Linked DNA regions of Homo sapiens: region 1 is linked to region 2. A link is an interaction called in ENCODE POLR2A ChIA-PET data of the cell type or tissue named here. Cell type or tissue: Caco-2. All regions are shown on one strand. Links, peaks and the distances in the headings refer to the core of each region. The heading gives the core; the rest is flanking DNA. Region 1 overlaps PREX1 (phosphatidylinositol-3,4,5-trisphosphate dependent Rac exchange factor 1). Region 2 overlaps DDX27 (DEAD-box helicase 27).

Region 1 (2,905 bases), core at 275-2,774, 550 kb before region 2:
AAATACAAAAATTAGCCGGGCCTGGTGGTAGGCACCTGTAATGCCAGCCACTCAGGCAACTGAGGCATGAGAATCACTTGAACCCGGCGGAGGTTGCAGTAAGCCAAGATTGCGCCACTGCACTCCAACTTGGGGGACAGAACGAGGCTCTGTCTCAAAAAAAAAAAATTAGCTAGGCATGGTGGTGCACGCCTGTAGTCCCAGCTACCTAGGAGGCTCAGGTGGGAGGACTGCCTGAGCCTGGAGGTTGAGACTGCAGTGAGCTGTGATTGCACCACTGCAATCCAGCCTGGGTAACGGAGCAAGACCCTGTCTCAAAAAAAAAAAAGAAGAAGAAAATTAAAATGAACAAAGGGAGCTGATATCGTTGGGTTGTGTCCCCACCCAAATCTCATCTTGAATGGCAGCTCTCATAATTCCCACATACTGTGGGAGGGACCCAGTGGGAAACTACTGAATCGTGGGGCAGTTCCCCCATACTGTTCTTGTGGTAGTGAATAAGTCTCACAAGATCTGATGGTTTCATAAGAGGAAACTCCTTTCACTTGGCTGTCATTTTCCTTTTGCCTGCCAGGTAAGACGTGCCTTTCACATACCTCCACGATTGAGAGGCCTCCCCAGCCATGTGGGACTGTGAATCCATTAAACCTCCTTTTCTTTATAAATTACCCAGTCTTGGCTATGTCTTTATCAGGAGCATGAAAACAGACTAATACAGAGGACAGAAAGTACCAGGTTGGTGACACTTTATGCAGGTAGGCAGGGAAGACCCCTGTGATATGGAGGCGTTTGAAGGAAGTGAGGGAACGAATATGAAGGTATGCAGAGGAAAGGCATCCTAAGCAAAGGGAACAGCAGGCACAAAGGCCCTAAGGTGGAGCCCATTATTATCCCCATTTCACAGAGGAAACGGTTGAGGCACAGAGAGGTTAAGTAACTCTGCCCAAGGTCACACAGCTGCTAACTAGGAGGGAGGTTCAAGCTCAGTCTGTCTGGCTCCAGAACTGACACCTGCATCACTACACTGCAGTGCTTCCCACAATTTAATTCAGTTAATCCTAATGACAAATCTAAAGGATAGGTGCCACTGCAAGCCCCATTTAATGGAGAAGGAGACTGGAGCTCAGAGAGGTTAAGTTGCCAGCCCAAGGCCACACAGCTGAGAAGAGGTAGAGGTGAAATTGGAGCTTGGAAAGAGTAACTTACTTGATCACCGGGGTGTAGAGGCTGTGAAGACGGCAGTAAAGCCTCACACCCTGAAAGAAAAAAGGGGAGGAATTCTGGGATCAGGCCACATCCTTCACGAGCCTCCAAATCCAGGCTGATGGGAGAGATGGCTTCCAGGACGGGGCAGGGCAGGGTAATGGGGGCAGGGGTGAGTTGTGGGCAGTGGAGAAGGCAAACAAGCCAAGGGGCACAGGCCTGCTCTGAGGCGAACCCAGGGTGGAGGTGAACGAGGCCAGCTGAGTCAGAGTCACAGGGGCGGAGGGCCCCTACCTTGGACATGATGTCCTCCAGCTCACTTCGGGCCTTGTAGGTGCCATCGTCGTAGCGGAAGCGATACATCACCTGCTCATTCTTGAACTGGTGCTTGTCGGAAACTGGAGAGACAGGAGGACCTGTGACGCTGGGCACGCCCCCTCAGCCCCTCCCAGCCACGCCCCCCAGCATTGGCCTTCACTGCCAGCCACGCCCCCTCTGCCCCTCCCAGTCACACCCACCAGCATCAGGCTTCACTGCTGGCCAGGCTTTTTTTTCACTGAAACCCCACGAGGTGGGTGCTATGACTTCCCCATTTTGCACATGAGGATACCCCATCCTCCTGCTACGTGCAGGACCCTGCTGAGACTCGCAGCTTGGGGTGGGGCATCTACAGGGGTGAGGGACCCAGAAATGCCCCTGATCCAGCCTGCACTGGGACCCCTCTGGCTCAGCATGTCCTTAGATCTAGATCACCAATGGATGGGTGGGGACAAGCATGCTGGGGCCTGAGACCACATTGCTGAGATTTACGGAGCCATCTCTATCCCACAAAGTCATGCTTGATGCTTCAGATCCATTAGCAATGCCTATAAGGCCCTAACCTTCAAGATACCAATCACCTCACTCCTACACTGGCCCGAACCACCTTCGCCTCCCACCTGGACTATCACAGCAGCCTCTTTGCTGGGCTCCCTGCTGTCACCCTTGGTCCCAACAGTCTCCACAGGGCAGCCAGAGGGATTCTGCCAGCGTGTTCGTCCAAGCAGGTCTTTCCTCTACGCAGAGCTCAGCAACAGCTTCATAGCTCACTCAGAGTAAAAGCCAAAGACCCTACAATTCTCTATAGGATCTCATCTCACCTCCTGGACTCTCCCATCAGCCCTGTGCCCTCTGACCTCGTCTCCTACCACGCCCCCTCCTCACTCTGAGGCAGCCACACTCCCTCCCTGCTATTCCCTGCACAACCCACTTAGACTCTGCCTGAGGACTTTGCACTGGCTGTTCCCTCTGCCTGGAACCATCATGCCCACCTGGGTCCCTCCCTCACTGGTGGCTCAGGTCCTGGTTCCAATGTTACCTTCTCGGTGAGGCCTTCCCCATCTCCCCTATTCAAAAGTGAACGCCAACACCACACTCTTTACCCTCCTTCCCTAGCACCTATCATGTTTTACTATCTTGCTTTGTAAAGATAAGCAAGTAAAGATCTTATCGTCCCCTCCAACTACAAGGTCGGCTCCATGACGACAGGCACGTCCTCCTCCCGTTCATTGTGGTGTGAACAGTGCCTGCCACATTATAGGCACTCAATAAATATTTGCTGAATAACTAAAACTTAACCAAATGGTTCTTGACATTTCTTGAAGGGACAGATAAAAGATTCTACTCCCCTGCCCCCAGGTTTTTGAGGTATCCCTGATTTGCT
Region 2 (2,905 bases), core at 244-2,743:
ATTCCTGGCATCAAGCAATCCTCTTGCCTCAACCTCCCAGAGTGCTGGGATTTGAGCCACTGTGCCTGGCCAGTAGTGGCTTATTTTGGCAACCATGGGATTATTGCAGCCACCCCTAACTGGACTTTCTGCTTCTCTCTTTGCCTCCCTCAACTCTTGTCCATACAGTTGCCAGAGAACTCCCTTTTTTTTTTTTTTTTTTTTGAGACGGAGTCTCACTCTGTCGCCCAGGCTGGAGTGCAGTGGCACAATCTCGGCTCACTGCAACCTCCACCTCCCGGGTTCACGCCATTCTCCTGCCTCAGCCTCCCCAGCAGCTGGGACTACAGGCACACGCTGCCACGCCCTGCTAATTTTTTGTATTTTTAGTAGAGATGGGGTTTCACCGTGTTAGCCAGGATGGTCTCGATCTCCTGACCTCGTGATCCGCCCGCCTCAGCCTCCCAAAGTGCTGGGACTACAGGCGTGAGCCACCGCGCCCGGCCGAGAACTCTCTTAAGCAATGAGTTCCATCGTGTCCCTCCTCTTCTTCTCTGAGTCCTTCAGTACTTCCCAGTCTCACTCTTCTTAGAAGCCTGAGTCCTTATATTGACCTACAAGGCTCTGCCCCTTCTGGCCCTCTCTGACGACACCTCCTGGCACTCGTTCTGCTCTGGCCACACTGGCCTCCTTGCTGGCCCTCAAATAGGTTAGGCCTCCTCTTCCTCAGGGCCCTTGCACTTTCTGTTCCCTCTGCCTGGAAAACTCTTCCAGAAATCTTTTGGGGTGCTCTCTAGCTTCCTTCAGGGTTCAACTCAGTATCCCTTGCTCAGTGAGACCTTCCCTGGCAGCCCTACCGTGAATAGCACTCCCCCTGCTGCCCGTCTGGCCGCTGCATTGTTTTCCGCAGCATCTCTCCATATGACATGTGTTTGTTTTTTGGTCTGTTTCTACCAGACTGTAAGATTCCTGAGGGCAGGGTTTTTATTTCTTTTATTTACTGCTGTGTCCTCAGTGTCTAGAGCACCACCTCACACATAGTAGGCGTTCAGTGAATGTTTGTGGAACGAATGATTGGTGGGGATTGGTGTGGTCCCCACTTGTCTGGAAACCTGCCCTGTTTGTGTTGTGCTGAGACTTCCCCCGCTCAACCCTGTCTGACCCAGTTCTTTTTTCCTCAGGCCATTACAGCCATGGGCTTCAAGCAGCCCACCCCGATCCAGAAGGCGTGCATACCTGTGGGTCTATTGGGGAAGGACATCTGTGCCTGTGCAGCCACTGGGACAGGTGAAAAGGATAGGGACCCAGGGTGGGCAGAAGGGTGTTACGGCCAGGGCTGGGCTCTAGGTTGACTTACCAAAGGCTGGTTTGCTAAATAAATATTCTTGGTTTTTTGAACTATTTCATTTTTATTTTTTATTTTGTAGAGATAGGGGTCTCACTTTGTTGTCCAGGCTGGTCTTGAATTCCTAGGTTCAGGTTCAAGCGATCGATTTTCCCATCTTGGCCTCCCAAAGTTCTGGGATTACAGGCATGAGCCACTGTGCCTGGCCATAAAATTTTTGTAACACAAAAAAGATATACTGGTGCAATTGAGAGAGTAAAGGACTTTTTTTTTTTTTTTTTTTTTTTGAGACGGAGTCTCGCTCTGTCGCCCAGGCTGGAGTGCAGTGGCGGGATCTCGGCTCACTGCAAGCTCCGCCTCCCGGGTTCACGCCATTCTCCTGCCTCAGCCTCCCAAGTAGCTGGGACTACAGGCGCCCGCCACTACGCCCGGCTAATTTTTTGTATTTTTAGTAGAGACGGGGTTTCACCGTTTTAGCCGGGATGGTCTTGATCTCCTGACCTCGTGATCCGCCCGCCTTGGCCTCCCAAAGTGCTGGGATTACAGGCGTGAGCCACCGCGCCCGGCCGAGAGTAAAGGACTTTTAAATTTTTAACCACTTTATTTTGAAGTATTTGTAGATCAGTGGCAAGTTGCAAAAATAGTGCATAGGGTCTCTCGAATCCTTCATCAATGGTGACATCCCACATAACTGTAGGACAAAATCAAAACCAGGAAATTGGCACTGATACAACAGTGTTTCCTAGACTGCAGAGCTTACTCAGTTTACTGAAGGATTAATTTTTTGTTTTGAGATGGAGTCTCACTCTGTCACCCAGGCTGGAGTGCGGTGGCGCAATCTCGGCTCACTGCAACCTCTGCCTCCTGTGTTCAGGTGATTCTCCTGCCTCAGCCTCCCCAGTAGCTGGGTTTACAGGTGCCCGCCACCACACCCGGCTGATTTTTGTATTTTTAGTAGAGAGAGGGTTTCACCATGTTGGCCAGGCTGGTCTCGAATTCCTGACCTCAAGTGATACACCTGCCTCAGCCTCTCAAGAGTGCTGGGATTTACAGGTGTGAGCCACCGTGCCTGGCATACTGAAGGATTAATTTTGTAAGATAAACAGTGCATGAGAGGATGTCCGGTCTAGTAGTGGGCCACAAGTTTCAAAGGGTCTGATGAAGGTCATTTTCATTTAATCCTCTTGGGGTATCCCTGATCTCTGTGACCATGGCCTCCTGGCCCTGCCATATCAGAGGAGGAAATTTTTTTTTTTTTTTTTTTTGAGACAGAGTCTCGCTCTGTTGCCCAGGCTGGAGTGCAGTGGCGCAATCTTGGCTCACTGCAACCTCCGCCTCCCGGGTTCAAGCGATTCTCCTGCCTCAGCCTCCTGAGTAGCTGGGATTACAGATACACGCCACCATGCCCGGCTAATTTTTGTATTTTTAGTAGAGACAGGGTTTTACTATCTTGGCCAGGCTGGTCTTGAACCCCTGACCTCATGATCCACCTGCCTCAGCCTCCCAAAGTGCTGGGATTACAGGCATGAGCCACTGTGCCTGGCTGTATTTTTTCTTTTTTTTTTTGAGACAGAGTTTTGC

What was found. ChIA-PET counts read pairs that join two places held together with the same protein. Peaks named below come from ENCODE experiments on the same cell type or tissue, not always from the same donor. Only the 100,000 strongest peaks of a DNase experiment are listed, where the experiment ranks them.
Region 1: POLR2A ChIA-PET joins it to region 2 with 8 read pairs; 1 of 35 experiments calls an interaction of 5 or more read pairs at or near these places.

The regions. Positions count from the first base shown.
Region 1 is chr20:48,678,154-48,681,058 of GRCh38, forward strand. It overlaps PREX1 (phosphatidylinositol-3,4,5-trisphosphate dependent Rac exchange factor 1), which reads right to left. Exons shown (of 40, transcript NM_020820.4): 12 at 1,498-1,601; 13 at 1,207-1,256. Among named protein-coding and RNA genes, the nearest start is that of PREX1, 150 kb to the right of the region's middle. RefSeq lists a silencer at 1,597-1,766. In Caco-2, for the core only: no CTCF peak of the experiment used is centred there; a DNase peak (open chromatin) is centred at 1,658.
Region 2 is chr20:49,225,270-49,228,174 of GRCh38, forward strand. DDX27 (DEAD-box helicase 27) reads left to right here. Exons shown (of 21, transcript NM_017895.8): 7 at 1,161-1,266. Among named protein-coding and RNA genes, the nearest start is that of DDX27, 7.3 kb to the left of the region's middle. In Caco-2, for the core only: no CTCF peak of the experiment used is centred there; a DNase peak (open chromatin) is centred at 1,216.